2 separate regions of the Homo sapiens genome follow, and region 1 is linked to region 2. Evidence: chromatin loops called from intact Hi-C (ENCODE). Cell type or tissue: heart left ventricle. All regions are shown on one strand. Links, peaks and the distances in the headings refer to the core of each region. The heading gives the core; the rest is flanking DNA. Region 1 overlaps LOC124902508 (translation initiation factor IF-2-like). Region 2 overlaps AFAP1L2 (actin filament associated protein 1 like 2).

Evidence for each region. A loop is a pair of places that touch in the nucleus more often than their neighbours do. Peaks named below come from ENCODE experiments on the same cell type or tissue, not always from the same donor. Only the 100,000 strongest peaks of a DNase experiment are listed, where the experiment ranks them.
Region 1: it touches region 2 in a loop (2.3-fold over the local background); 14 of 110 quality-filtered maps call a loop at or near these places.

What each region holds. Positions count from the first base shown.
Region 1 is chr10:114,799,334-114,809,197 of GRCh38, reverse strand. The region is part of intron 1 of LOC124902508 (translation initiation factor IF-2-like); the gene reads left to right. It also overlaps a transcript of ABLIM1 not described here. Among named protein-coding and RNA genes, the nearest start is that of FHIP2A, 18 kb to the left of the region's middle. RefSeq lists enhancers at 7,295-7,384, 7,405-7,604. In heart left ventricle, for the core only: no CTCF peak of the experiment used is centred there; no DNase peak of the experiment used is centred there.
Region 2 is chr10:114,300,713-114,306,048 of GRCh38, reverse strand. It overlaps AFAP1L2 (actin filament associated protein 1 like 2), which reads left to right. Exons shown (of 19, transcript NM_001001936.3): 11 at 1,119-1,330; 12 at 3,565-3,710; 13 at 4,584-4,695. Among named protein-coding and RNA genes, the nearest start is that of VWA2, 64 kb to the right of the region's middle. RefSeq lists a silencer at 1,031-1,080. In heart left ventricle, for the core only: CTCF peaks have their summits at 1,333 (motif pointing right) and 1,951 (motif pointing left); DNase peaks (open chromatin) are centred at 1,038, 1,307 and 1,895; H3K4me3 peaks cover 986 bases; H3K27ac peaks cover 962 bases.

The sequences.
Region 1 (9,864 bases), core at 2,032-7,031, 500 kb before region 2:
GTGTATTTCCTGCAAACAAGAACATTCTTTGACGTAACCGCAATGCAATTATATTAGTTTCCTGGGGCCATCATAACAAATTACCACAAACCTGATGGCTTAAAAAAACAGAAATTTATTTTCTCATAGTCTGGAGGCCAGAAATCTGAAATGAAGGTGTCAGCAGGGCTGTGCCTCCCCTAAGCCCCAAGGCTCCAGGGGAGGATCCTTCCTTGCCCATTCCAGCTTTTGGTAGCTCCAAGCACTCCTTGGCTTGTGGCTGCATCGCTCTAATTTCTGCCCCCCTCTTCACGTGGCATTCTCATCTTGCGTCTTCTCTTCTCTGTGTGTCTCTTATAAGGACACTTGTCACTGGATTTACAGCTCACCTAGATAATCCAGAATGATCTCATCTCAAGATTCTTAAGTTAATTACATCTGCAAAGATACTTTTTTCAAATGAGGTCACAGGTTTCAGAGATTAAGATGAACACATATCTTTTCGGGGGCCACCATTCAACGCACTACAATAACCAGCATCTGTGTATTGAAATCAGTATCAATGTTGAAATTGCTGTTATCTGATCTGCAGACCCCACTTCATATTTCACCAGTTGTTTCAATATCCTTTATAGTAAAAGGATCCAGTTCAGAATCCCATGGTATATTTAGTTGTCATGCCTCTTTAGTGTCCTTCAGTCTGGAACAGTTTCTTGGTCTTTCCTTGACTTTCATGACTTGACATTCTTGAAGATTATAGGCTGGTTATTTTGTCAAATGGCCTTTAATTTAGGTTCCCAGTGTTTTCTCATAATTAGATTCAGATGTGCATTCCTGGAAGGCCTATCAGAGAGAAACATTTTCTTCCTGTACATCCCATCAGGTGGCACCTATTTTCTTTCCTTCTTTCTTTCTTTTTTTGAGATGGAGTTTTGCTCTTGTCACCCAGGCTGGAGTGCAATGGCATGATCTCAGCTCACTGCAACCTCTGTCTCCTGCATTTGAGCGATTCTTCTCAATCAGCCTCCCAAATAGGTGGGATTACAGGTATGTGTCACCACACCTGGCTAATTTTTAAATTTTTTTTTTTTAATTTTTAGTAGAGATGGGGTTTCACCATGTTGGTCAGGCTGGTCTCAAACTCCTGACCTCAAGTGATCTGCCCTCATTGGCCTCCCAAAGTGCTGGGATTACAGTCGTGAGCCACCACACCTGGCCACCTATTTTCAATTTGATATCTTGGTTAAAGTGGAGACCGCCAGACTTCTCCACTGTTAAATTACACTTTTCCTATGTATGTAAGTATCCTGTCCTTTGTCAAACTTTCAATTTAATTCTATCACTACGGACTTACAGTTTCTTGTTTTAATCAAGGGGTTATAAACCGTTACTATTATTTTTTCTTCTTTGTCATTTTTTTTTTTTTTTTTTGGAGATGGAGTCTCTCTATGTCACCCAGGCTAGAGGGCAATGGCTCAATCTCAGCTCACTGCAAACTCTGCCTCCTAGGTTCAAGCAATTCTCCTGCCTCAGCCTCCCTAGTAGCTGGAATTACAGGTGCATGTCACCACACCTGGCTAATTTTTTTTTTGTATTTTTAGTAGAGATGGGGTTTCACCATATTGTCCAGGCTGGTCTCAAACTCCTGACCTCAAGTGATCTGCCTGCCTCAGCCTCTCAAGGTGCTGGGATTCCAGGCGTGAGCCACTGCACTCTTCCTCTTCTTTGTCTTCATGTTATTATTTGATATTCAAATTTTAGCCAGTGGGAGTCCCTCCAGGATGGCTGGCTTTTTTTTTTCACATGTCACCATCCTTCTTTGAGCATTTTCTTGCTTTCTGGCAGAAGACATTCCAGTCTTATTTCATACTCTTCATGAATCACTATAGATCCATATCTGTGACCATCTCTTGGCCCAGAAAAAGCAAAACAACCAAATGTACTGTTTGATGTTTTGCCCACTGGGAGGATTTTATTTCTCTCTTCTTTTTTAAGGACACTCCTTGGTGTTGAAACGTTGCAGGAGTCCTCTTCTGGTTGGTGCCAGCATGTCATGAAGCAGTATCTGTAAACCAGGCCTTAGTTTTTTTCCTCTTAGCTGATGAAGAAGAATCCTCTCATGAGACCATAGGCATGGACTGAAGGAGAGGCAGCAAGACCTCAGGAGTAAGTGTTGTAAGATATTGAGTCACTTGCTCATGCAACTTGTACATTCTGAACCTACTTGAGCCTAATTTCTTATATGCTGTTTCCACTGAATGAAGGATTGCTGTTATCCATATTCAACATTATGCTTTGGTGGGTCAGATACCAGTGTTCATGATGGCAGCTTGGGTTGCACGATTACTTAATGTCCCATATTTAGGCCTAGTGGTAATACAGGAGCTTTTTCTCAAAATAGGAATCATTATAGTAGAAGAGGGTGTGGCTTTGCTCCAGAGACCTGTGGACCTTCCTACTGGGGTTTGTCATAGACTCCATATAACATCCCTGTATGCCACAGACACTGAGCATCACTGGCTCTGTTGAGTCATCAAGCCCAATGGGCAAGGCAGCCTGCATTACATCCTGGATCTACTCCATAACCTTCTTTTGCTCTATTCTCTACTCAGAACCAACAGCCTTATAGGCAACTGGGAAAATGGGTTGGAGTGGCGTACAATAATAGCACATAATATCTCCAAAAATTCAAGAAAGCCCTCAAATCATTGTGTCTTCTTTTTAGTAATACACAATACGAGGTATAGTAACTTATATTTCATTTTGAAGGAGATATCCTGACGTGTTCCAAACCACTGAATCCCTAGAAATTCAGCGTAGGCCTTGGAATACCCATGGAGGTTTCCTTCAACCCTCTGTCTCTAGTGTGCCTTAATAAGACATCTAAGGTGTTTGCTACTTTCTGCTTATTAAGTCCAATCAGAATAATGCCATCACTTTGCTTATTAGGTAAAATTAGCATAATGCAGTAGATCATTGTGACGTTCTATAGAGTGTCAAGATGATCGAAATTTCTGCAGACGAGATTAAAGCTGACAGCAGGAGGCTGGGCAAAGTGGCTCACACCCGTAAATCCCAGCACTTTGGGAGGCTGAGGCGGGTGGATCACTTGAGGTCAGGAGTTCAAGACCAGCCTGGCCAACACGGTGAAACCCTGTCTCTACTAAAAATACAAAAATTAGCCAGGCATGGTGGCTCATGCCTGTAGACCCAGCTACCTGGGAGGCTGAGGCAGGAGAATCGTTTGAACCCGGGAGGCAGAGGTTATAGTGAGTTGAGATCATGCAACTGCACTCTAGCCTGTCTCAAAAAAAAAAAAAAAAAATGCTGACAGCAGGAAAGTTGGCATAGCCCTAAGATAAAATCATAAGATGCCCCTAAAAACCGTATTTCTTCTAGTGGTCCTCGCAAATTGGTAATAGAGAATAAAAAGCACTTGCCAGAGCAATAGCTACATGCCAGGTGCTGGGACTCTGTTGATTTGCTTCAATAAAGAAAACAGAGTAGAACAACAATTGAGGTTGGAGTTACCACTTGATTAAGTATATGATTATTCACAGTCATTTTCCAAGACCTATTTACCTTCTGTATAGGCCAGACAGTGAAATAAATGGGAATATAATAGTAATCACCAGACCTGTATCACATCTTTAATTTTTGCATAAATCTCTGCAGTTACCTTCAGGGATGCAGTTTTGCTTTTGGTTTATGATTTTGATGGGAAGAAAAAGTTTCAAGGGCTTCCACGTCAACCTTCCTACCATAACAGTCTTTACTTCACCAGTCAAGGAACCATTGCAGGGATTCTGCCTGTTGCCAAGGATGTCTATTCTAATTATACAGCCAGAGACTGGGGAAATCACCATAGGATGGGCATGTAGATGAACTTAGGCCAAAATACTATTTATTACATGAACATTGTAAGTTCACCACTTTGGTGGAATACAGTATTATTATGGATCTTCAAGAAATGGTATCAGTTTAGGGCTAGTGTCTAGAATTTCTCAAAAGACTGGGGTGTTCTTTCTCTAGTGTATGGTAACCTTAGAAAAATGTCCACAGGCCCCTTTGGGAATGACTTGGAGGAAGGTGTATAGTATATTCCTTTGACATTTTTGTACAGTCTTTCCTCAAGAGGACCTAGCCTCCCCATCACTCAAGAGACCCTGGATTCAAGAGCTGCCTAACATCTAGAAACTTGGTAAGAGGCCAAGACTTTAATGTAATTTGACTCAGATTTCTAGCCACCAGATCTAGAGTTCTTACTGTTGTATTGATCAAGTGATACTTCAGTAGGCTGACCATTTATTTCATTCCTAGATGTATCATGATCCATAGTCTGCTAGATTAAGACATTTTGATTATATTCCAGTACTTTCTGCTGTCATTACAGTTATTTCCTCTACCATGTTTCTGTTAGTTAAGTGCTTCCACTTGGCCTGTATCTCTTCTGAATCCCATCGTTTCCACTCTCTCATTGGCAGCCTGTCCTACTATCATCTCACCATCATGGAGCTTTTCAAGGATGCTTGCTCTCACTTCATTAATGCATTTCTTATGGCAAATGAACAGAGTGCCTTCTTAGCCTTCCAGAAGGATATAATGGGGGATGGATATGCATGTTGCAAATGATAAACGAGTTTCGCATTCTGTTCCTCTGATCTGTGGGTACACTCCTCCATGTCTATGCCAAGGACATTCTAACAGGTCAACTTTTAGAACGTTGAGCCCAAAGTTCAATCAGTCAACCAAGCAAAGTGTTAGAGCCGCTTCCAGCTGTGCTAGTTCACGCACCTTAAACCCAGAATCTCTTGTAAATGCATTCATGTGAGTACATTTGATATGATCTAATTTTATGTCTTTCCTTTTCGAGTACACTTGTCAACTTCATTTCTAACATATTTCCTAGGTTTTCTCTACATAATTCCCAGTCTCTCTACATATTAGAAAAATCTGGAAATTCTTTCAGCATATAAGCTATGTCTTCCTGGGTTAAACTTAACACTCATCTCCTTAGAGGATCCTGATATTTGACTCCAGTTATGAGTCTAGAGTCATTCAGGGGTGGTCAGGGGGGGTCTTGAGAAGGATAGGCATCTCTTTGCAAGGCGTCTTCCCTAAGCTATACAGGATCTTTAAGGAAACCTCTTCTCCTCAGACACACAGGAGGGTAGACTGTTTCTTTTTCTTTTTCTTTTATTTTATTATACTTTAAGTTTTAGGGTACATGTGCACAATGTGCAGGTTTGTTACATATGTATACATGTGCCATGTTGGTGTGCTGCACCCATTAACTCGTCATTTAGCATTAGGTATATCTCCTAATGCTATCCCTCCCCCCTCCCCCCACCCCACAAGTCTTGCTCTGTTGCCCAGGCTGGAGTGCAGTGGGGCGATCTCGGCTCACTGCAAGCTCCGCCTCCCAGGTTCCCGCCATTCTCCTGCCTCAGCCTCCCGAGTAGCTGGGACTGCAGGTGCCCACCATCACGCCCAAATGATTTTTTGTATTTTTTAGTAGAGACGGGGTTTCACCGTGTTAGCCAGGATGGTCTCGATCTCTTTACCTCATAATCTACCCACCTCGGCCTCCCAAAGTGCCGGGATTACAAGTGTGAGCCACCGCGTCCGGCAGGAGGTTAGACTGTTTCTTCCTGCAAGAGAGGCTTGGAGAGACTTGGGAGTTAAAGATTTTCAACTTTGTTCAGTTACACCAAGAGGACCCCATTCCAAATCTCTGGTCTACTCCCTCTGAATGTCATAAGTATAACATAAGACAGCATGTCTTATGACAAGTCTGTGAATTCAACTGAAGTTATCATTTTGCAACCCAGACGACTAAATTTTGAGTCTGATTTTCAGTAAGTTTGACTCTATAGCTATAAAAAAAGATAGTAGATTATCTTAGGGCCACCATGGATCCTCTGTAGTTCTTTGTGATTTGAGATGAATCTTTTTTTTTTTGAGACAGAGTGTCATCCTGTTGCCCAGGCTGGAGTGCAGTGGCCTGATCTTGGTTCACTGCAACCTCCACCTCCTGGTTCAAGTGATTTCTTGCATCAGCCTCCCAAACAGCTGGGATTACAGGCACCTGCCACCACACCTGGCTAATTCTTGTATTTTTAGAAGAGATGGGGTTTCGCCATGTTGTCCAGGCTGCTCTCAAACTCCTGACCTCAAGTGATCCACCTGCCTCGGCCTCCAAAAGTGCTGGGATTACAGGTGTGAGCCACCATGCCTAGCCTGAGATGAATCTTTAAAATCCTGGTTTTAAGCTGGGTGCAGTGCTGTACACCTGTAATCTCAGCTACTCAGGGGGCTGAGGTGGAAGGATCCCCTGAGCACAGGAGTTTGAGGCCAGCCTGGACAACGTTGCAAGACTCCATTAAAAAAAAACAACAACAAAAAGCAAAACAAAACAAAACAAAAAACACTAACCCTGATTGTGTTATTTTTTTTTCTGTATTCTCTTTAGTGTAGTCAGAAGCAGCGAATCCACCCCATGATTCTTACAGTCTTTATTACTACCATAGCCATCAAGTGCCATAGCCACTTGGTCTTTCAAGCCACTTGTTTCAGTAGAAACTTCACACAAACCACTACAGGTGATAATTTAGTTCCTCATATGCCCTGCATATCTGCAGACCATTAGATTCCAATTTCCAATTTCCAATTAACAAAGAGTTCAGTACTGCTTTCAAAGTTGAAGACATAACCAAACAATCCTAAATCCCATTTTTTGAGAGTTTATTTCCTGGGAGTACTCTATCACCAGGTACCACATTGGTTAGGGTGTACTCAGGAAACAGAAACCACACTAGTCATTTCAGCAGAGAGAATTTAATATAAGAAATGTGTTATGGGCTGAGCGCGGTGGCTCATGCCTGTAATTCCAGCACTTTAGGAGGCCGAGGCAGGTGGATCACTTGAGGTCAGGAGTTTGAGACCAGCCTGGCCAACATGGCAAAATGTATTTTTATTTTACACACTCACACACACACAAAGAAATTAGCTGGATATGGTGGCTTGCACCTGTGGTCCCAGCAACTCAGGAGGTTGAGGCAGAGGATCACCTGAGCCCAGGAGGCAGAAGTTGCAGTGCCACTGCACTGCAGCCTGGGTGACAGAGTGAGACCCCATCTCAAAAAAAAAAAAAAAAAAAAAAAAAGAGTTCCATGGGATTTTTGCTTAAAAAAAGTGACAGGCAGACATCAAGGTCCAGAAATCATAAACTTCCAGGGGAACAAAGGGAAGAAGAGAAGTTTGTGTTTTTTAGAAACTAGAGGCTCGGCGGAGGGTCCCACAGAGCCGGGACTTAGATCCCTGAGGAAGAGGTCCTGCCCTGCTGGTACTGGTACCTCAGAGGGGGCACCTTAAAGCTAATTTTGGAAGTGCCAAAAAAAGTGAGAGACTAGAGCCAACACTGCACAGAGGAAAGTGCTGTTGCTGAGGTAACACTGATGGGAACAGCATAGAGCAGGAGAGGCAGTCCCGGCTTCTGCCTTCTACTCTAGCACCCGCTATGGGCAGAACCAAACAGAGAACTACCTGGCAAAAAAGGAACAGTTTGCAGGCTCCCAGACCCGGACCACAAAGCAGAATTTACAAGGGTGGATTTAGAGCTGGTGGAATACAATTATGAGTGTTTTAACACATAACTACAGAGACTCAGTTACAGTAAAGGATGTGGTGAAACAGATGTTTATATGTGGAGTCAGCATGTCTATAGGTGGGGCAGCTATAAATACGGTTGGCCGTTAAACAACATGGGTTTGAACTGTGTGGGCCCACTTTTATGTGGATTTTTTTCTGCCTCTGCCTCTCCTGAGATAGCAAGACCAACCCCTTCTCTTCCTCCGCGTACTCAATGTAAAGATGACAAGGACCTTTGTGATGATCCACTTCCATTTAATACATGGTAAATATATTTTCTTTTCCTTATGATGATCTTGGTTTTAAATTTTTTTTTTAATAGAGACAGGGTTTTGCTATGTTGTCCAGGCTGGTCTAGGACTCTTGTTGTCAAGTGATCCTCCCGCCTCAGCTTCCCAAACTGCTGGGATTACAAACATGAACCACTACCCCTGGCATCATTTTCTAAATGATATTTCCTTTTCTCTGGCTTACTTTATTATAAGAATGCAGTATGTAATGTATATATACCATACAAAATGTGTGTTAATCAACTGTTTGTATTATTGGTAAGGCTTCTAGTCAACAGTAGGCTATTAGTAGTTAAGTTTCAGGGCAGTCAAAAGTTTTATGTGGATTCTCTTTTTCTTTTCTTTTCTTTTTTTTTGTTTTTTATTTATTGAGTTGGAGTCTTGCTCTTGTCACCCAGGCTGGAGTGCAATGGCATGATCTCGGCTGATTACAACCTCCACTTTCTGGTTCAAGCAATTCTCCTGTCTTAGCCTTCCAAGTAGCTGGGATTACAGGCATGCGCCATGCCTGGCTAATTTTTGTATTTTTAGTAGAGATGGGGCTTCACCATGTTGCCAGGCTAGTCTCAAACTACTAATCTCAAATGATCAGCCCACCTTGGCCTCCCAGAGTGCTGGGATTACAGGTATTAGCCACCATGCCCAGCCTTATATGTGGATTTTCAACTGTCCCTTAACCCCCATGTTGTTCACGGGTCAACTGTATTCAGGTATGTTATACTGGTGATGCAAATAATAAGAGTGGTGTTGCCAAAAATAATATTATTTTCCAAAGTAGTGAGCAACTTTTGGTAATATTCCAAAAAATAATGTACCATTTCCCCTTAATTTACAGAATGGTGCATTCCTGGAAATTGTATTGCATATTAAATACTCACCTAATAGTAAATGGTTTCTTCACCTACATGGATATCCTGCCAGAGATGTAAAAGTTATATAGGACAAGAGAGAATTCTTACTTTTATAGGACTTTCCTGTATATTACAGGATGTCGAATACTGTCTCCTGAATCCTATAGTCCTCCACAAATTTCCAAAACATCTCCTAGGATATGGCAGTATCCTCTCCATTAAGACTGTCACAGGATCTTACCATCAGGTAAGGGCATAGGAATTTTGGATATTATTTTGAGTGAAACTAGAAGCCATTTGAGGGTTTTGAACAAACACACTCAATTTTTTTTACATTAAAAACATTATTCTGGGCTGGCTGCGGTGACTCACACCTGTAATCTCAGCACTTTGGTAGGCTGAGGCAGGTGGATTGCTTTGAGCTCAGGGGTTCGAGACCAGCCTGGGCAAAATGGCAAAACCCCATCTCTACAAAAATACGAAGATTAGTCTGGTGTGGTGGCTGATGCCTGTATTCCCAGCTACTCAGGAGGCTGAGCCTGGAGAATCACTTGAGCCTGGGAAGCAGAGGTTGCAGTGAGCCAAGATGATGCAACTGCATGCACTCCAGCTTGGACAACAGAGTGAGACCCTGTCTCAAAAAAAAAATCATTCCAGATGATGCCATGTGGCAAATAGACTGTGGGAAAGGCAAGAATGGAAGCAGGGAGTCCAGATAGGGGGCTCACATTATTTCAGTAAGAAGTGATGGTGGCTTGACTAGTGGAGGAAGTGGTGATAGGCAGTTGGACTCTGGATATATTTCAAAGGTAGAACAGGTGGGAGTTGCTGAAAAATTGGATATGAATGAGGAAAGAGCAAGGCAAAGGATGATGCTAAGATTTTTGGCCTGAACAACTGTGAATGGTGGAAAATACTGGTAAGGAGTGGATTTTTGGAGGGGGGGATCAAGAGTTCTGTTTTCAATCTGTCAGATGCCTATTAGATATCCAGATGGAGATGCTGAAGAGGCAGTTGGATATACCAGCCTAGGGCTCATGGGAGAGGTCAGTGTGGAAATATAAATGAGAAAGTAGTCAGGACCTAAATGGAAT
Region 2 (5,336 bases), core at 6-5,005:
CTGCATCTGTGTCCCCTCCTGCATCTGCGTCCCCTCCTGCATCTGCGTCCCCTCCTGCAGCCCCGACCCCTCCTGTACCTGCACCCCCCCTGCATCTGCATCTCCTCCTGCAGCCCCGTCCCCTCCTGCACCTGTGTCCCCTCCTGCACCCGCGTCCCCTCCTGCCCCTGCGCCCCCTCCTGCACCCGCGTCCCCTCCTGCACCCGCGTCCCCTCCTGGATCTGCCTCCCCTCCTGCAGCCCCGACGCCTCCTGCATCTGCGTCCCCTCCTGCAGCCCCGACCAGTCCTGTACGTGCACCCCCTCCTGCATCTGCATCTCCTCCTGTAGCCCCGTCCCCTCCAGCCCCGCTCCCTCCTGCAGCCCCGTCCCCTCCTGCACCTGCATCCCCTCCTGCATCTGCATCTCCTCCTGCATCTGCATCCCCTCCTGCATCTGCATCTCCTTCTGCAGCCCCGTCGCCTCCTGCATCTGCGCCCCCTCCTGCATCTGTGTCCCCTCCTGCAGCCCCAACCCCTCCTGTACCTGCACCCCCTCCTGCATCTCCTCCTGCAGCCCCGTCCCCTCCTGCATCTGCGTCCCCTCCTGCACCTGCGTCCCCTCCTGCATCTGCGTCCCCTCCTGCATCTGCATCTCCTTCTGCAGCGCCGTCCCCTCCTGCAGCCCCGCTCTCTCCTGCAGCCCCGCTCCCTCCTGCAGCCCAGTCCCCTCCTGCATCCGCGACCCCTCCTGCAGCTCCGTCCCCTCCTGCGTCCGCATCCCCTCCTGCATCCGCGTGCCCTCCCACATCCACGTCTCCTCCCGCAGCCCCGCCCCCTCCTTTATCTGCATGCCCTCCCGCAGCCCCGCCCCCTCCTTCATCTGCGTCCCCTCCTGCAGCCCAGTCCCCTCCTGCAGCCCAGTCCCCTCCTGCATCTGCGTCCCCTCCTGCAGCCCGGTCCCCTCCTGCATCTGCGTCCCCTCCTGGAGCCCAGTCCCCTCTTGCATCCGCATCCGCTTCCCCTCCCGCAGCCCCGCCCCCTCCTGCATCTGTGTGCCCTCCCGAAGCCCCGCCCCCTCCTGCATCTGCGTCCCCTCCTGCAGCCCTGTCCCCTCCTGCATCTGCACTTCCTCCTGCAGGTTACCTGAACGTGCTGGTGAACAGCCAGTGGAAGTCTCGCTGGTGCTCTGTCAGGGACAATCACCTGCACTTCTACCAGGACCGGAACCGGAGCAAGGTGGCCCAGCAACCCCTCAGCCTGGTGGGCTGCGAGGTGGTCCCAGACCCCAGCCCCGACCACCTCTACTCCTTCCGCATCCTCCACAAGGGCGAGGAGCTGGCCAAGCTTGAGGTACCGCCGGCCTGCAGGGGGAGCAGGGCCAGCCAGGGTGTGGCGGTGGTGGCTGTTTGCTGCCAGTCTCCAGGACTGTAATGCTACTAAGGGAGAATCAATGTCCCCGCGTGTTATTTTTACTTCGTTTGCCTGAGATTGTTTGCATTTTTAAAAATTTCCATTCCTTTTCTGACCTCAGAGTAGTTGCGTTATAAGAGTGGAACCATGCGCTACTTCCTGCACTTAGGGCAGAAGGAGTATTTTTAGTTCTCTGAGCTACTGGAAAAGCTGCTGGGGATTCAAAGTGGGTGTTGTTTTGTTTGGGTATCACCAGCTGGGAGAGCCTCTAGGCCCAGTACGTAAAAACCACACTGTTAGAGCTTATCTGGGGGAAAAAATTCGCTTTGTGATACAATTACATTCCTCTCGCTCCCCATCCTCCCTTTGATGTGATGTTACGTTTACAAAAATAAGAAGTGACATAACGCTTTGCAAGCTGCGGCAGGCGGAGACCGAGTCCCTTCCACGCATGGAAGCACACACTTGCCCGTGAATGTCCGTTCACTTAGTCTTTGATGTGGAGGTCCTCATCCAAACTTTGCTCCAATCCTGCCCTCTGGTGGCTGAAAGACCCACATCGCAATTGCTTCCCAGGGTCCAGCTTGTAGCTTATATTCATCCATTCAGAGGTTCCCCATCAACAGACATCTTCTCAGCACAGGAATATGGTGGACAAGAGCAATATGGACTCCGTCCTTGTGGCACTTACATCCTAGTTTGGGAGTGTGATGTTATTCAGCAAATTACCCAGCCAATCGCTGGGCTACAATGGCTGGAAAGAAGTGGGGAGGGTGCTATAGACTTGTACTGGGGTCTGGGTGACAGGCTGGAGCGGGAGGGACAGGGCTTGATCCTAGGAGCAACGGAGCCCTGATGGCTTTCAGGGGAGGGCGGCAAGCTCAGATCGGGGTTTTGAGATGCTTCCTCCAGCTACTGGGGTGGGAGTGGATCGGAGGGGGCAAGAAGGGACCTGCTAGGAAGCTGTCGCAGCTGTCCAGGGCAGAGACGCAGCCTGGACTAGGGGAGGCCCATGAAAAGCTGTATTTAGAATCCAGTTGAAACTAAGTGGGGGCCGGGCATGATGGCCCACGCCTGTAACCCCAGCACTTTGGGAGGCTGAGGCAGGTGGATCACCCGAGGTCAGGAGTTTGAAACCAGCCTGGCCAACATGGTGAAACCCTGTCTCTACTAAAATACAAAAATTAGCTGGGTGTGGTGGTGGGCGCCTGTAGTCCCAGCTACTTGGGAGGCTGACACAGGAGAATTGCTTGAAGCCGGGAGGCAGAGGCTACAGTGAGCCAAGATCCCACCGCTGCACTCCAGCCTGGGCGACAGAACAAGATTCTGTCTTTAAAATAAAAAAAAACTGGGAAAAGGAAACCAACTAAATGTCAAATTCTGCTCATCACGGCCTCTTTGATGAAGAGAATGTAGCAGCAAACGTGATGGAGCTATGGGTTATACCAAAGGGGGCTGATTTTCCTCATCAAAATAAACCTATAGCTTTGATTAAATGGGCAGTTTTTTCTCATTATAAAGGTAAGAAACAGTGTGGACATTTTAATTGAGGTACCCAATGGATGCATTTGATTAGAATGCATTGTCCCCTGGAAAAAAAAATACCAAATTCACTGGGATTTTGATGATGATTTAGCAGCTGAGCTAGTGTAAGGTATTTAAAAGATGTCCCGACTTTACTGAAGCCATGAACAAAATAAATTTGAATGTTGTTATTTCTTGGGGATCCAGGAAGTCTTGTTGTATATGGGATTGGGGGAATGACATGCATTGTTCATAAAATACAAGTGTCAACTTAAAAGACATACAATTTTTTAATCATTTTAAAAACTATTAATTAACAGGTGGTCACTAACAGTTTTTAATAGTGACCACCTGGTGATAAGTTTTCACCTCCTAGAAACACAATGTATATACATCTCATATGGCCCTTGGGACAAAAGTCCACAGCATTATTGAGGTGGCATCAAGATGTCACTGACGACAGGAAATATTATCTGGGGCCACTGGGGGGTGGGATAGGCTGGTGAACAGGAGAAGCACAGCCCCGGGCTGTTACAGAGGCTTTCGTGGGCAGGCTCAGGGGTAGGGGTACGGTCATGGCCTGGTGGGGAGGGGCTGGCACCAGGCAGCACTGCCTGGCCCTGCTTATGTCTCTCTTGGCCTCGTTCCAGGCCAAGTCTTCCGAGGAAATGGGCCACTGGCTGGGTCTCCTGCTCTCTGAGTCAGGCTCCAAGACAGACCCAGAAGAGTTCACCTACGACTATGTGGATGCCGATAGGGTCTCCTGTATTGTGAGTGCGGCCAAAAACTCTCTCTTGTGAGTAATTTGGACCCTTCCTCCGTACACTCTCTTATTCCTGGCCATGCTGTAGGCCCTGGGTCAGCCAGAGTCAGGGGCAGCAGGGAGCACAGGGTCCCACCCCACTCTGCCCAGCAGCAGGAAAATGTGAAGCCAAGGAGTAGCCCTCAGGGAGGCCCGGCCAAGAGCCAGGAGCTGAGCTAAGAGCAAGGAGCCGAGCCAGGCTTCGGGCCCCGGGGGCAGCTTTGGCATCCTCAGAGGCAGTTAGACTCTCCAGCTCCTCCAGGCAGAGCTGTCACCTTTCCTGACCTCCTACTTGTCCTTCTGGTGAATCCCTCACTGGGTCTCCAGCACACCCTGGAGAAAAGCAGGTCAGGGGGTGGTGCTTCTGTTTCCAGATGAGCAAACTAGGGCTGAGGGAGAGGGCGTTCTCTGGTCAGGGTGGTAGAGCCAGTCTCGTGGAAGCCGGCTGAGCCACTGAAACAGAATCAGTTTTCTCATGGACCAAACGGGGATAGTGTCTGGCCTGCGCCACCCCAAGTGTATTGTGAAGATGAAATGAGAAGGGGTTTTTTGTTGTGGTTGCTGGAAGGAGATCCTAGAAGGGAGGAATGGGGGAGAAGATGGCAAAGGGATCCTAGGACGAGGCGTATGGGCAAGGGAAGCTTGTCTTTCTGGGAGGAAAATCTCGAACCAAGAATTTCAGGAAGAAGGCACTGGGAAAAGAGGGAGGAGGTGCCCTCAGATCCATGGAGGTGAGTGTCAGCCCCCAGATCTCTTGTGTGGCCACCACTTTCACGGCAACCACTCCTCACTGGGAATCCTTGGAGTCTGGTGCTTTCACCACCCTGCCCCGGCTGCTTCATGTGTGCCACCTCGCCCTGTTTCCAGACTGATGCAGAGAAAGTTCTCAGAGCCCAACACTTACATCGATGGCCTGCCTAGCCAGGACCGCCAGGAGGAGCTGTATGACGACGTGGACCTGTCAGAGCTCACAGCTGCGGTAAGGACCCGGCCAGGCAGTGGCCTGGGCCTCTCCAGGCCCTCCTCCTACCAACCTCAACACCTGGATGCCAGAGATCATTAGAGTATCCCTGAGATGAGATGAGTGGGTTCTGAGTCACCTACCAGGCCAGTAGTGCAGACACCTAAGTGCAACAAGGCTGTCTCCTATATGTGAGGCTGTGCAGTTTGCTTGGCTTGGGGACTTATCTAGATGAAACACCGGTGAACCCCTCTCGTCAGGGCTAGGGGTGTGGTGGTGGGATTGGGAGTGGAGGTACCAGTAGGCTTCCAGGTCCAAATCGGTTGTTGAGTGGGATGATCACACCGATGGCAACTTCCACGTTTTGGGCACTGAACCCTGTGCTGAGCTGAGGACCTCCTGCAGATGATCTCCTTGAATCCTAACCACCTTATGGGAAGATGCTGCTCTTTTCCTCTTTACAGATGAGGAAATAAGGTTCAGGGAAGTTAAGTGCTCTGTCTGGGTCTTCCACCTCGAGTGACATATCTAGGACTCAGCCAGTGGCCCCCCCAGCAGGGAGGGAGATCTCTTGGAACACTGTGAGATGGGCACCAGAACTGTGAGGCAGGGCTGGTACCCCCTCCACAGCTGAGGGAGTAGAGGTAATGTTGAATGCC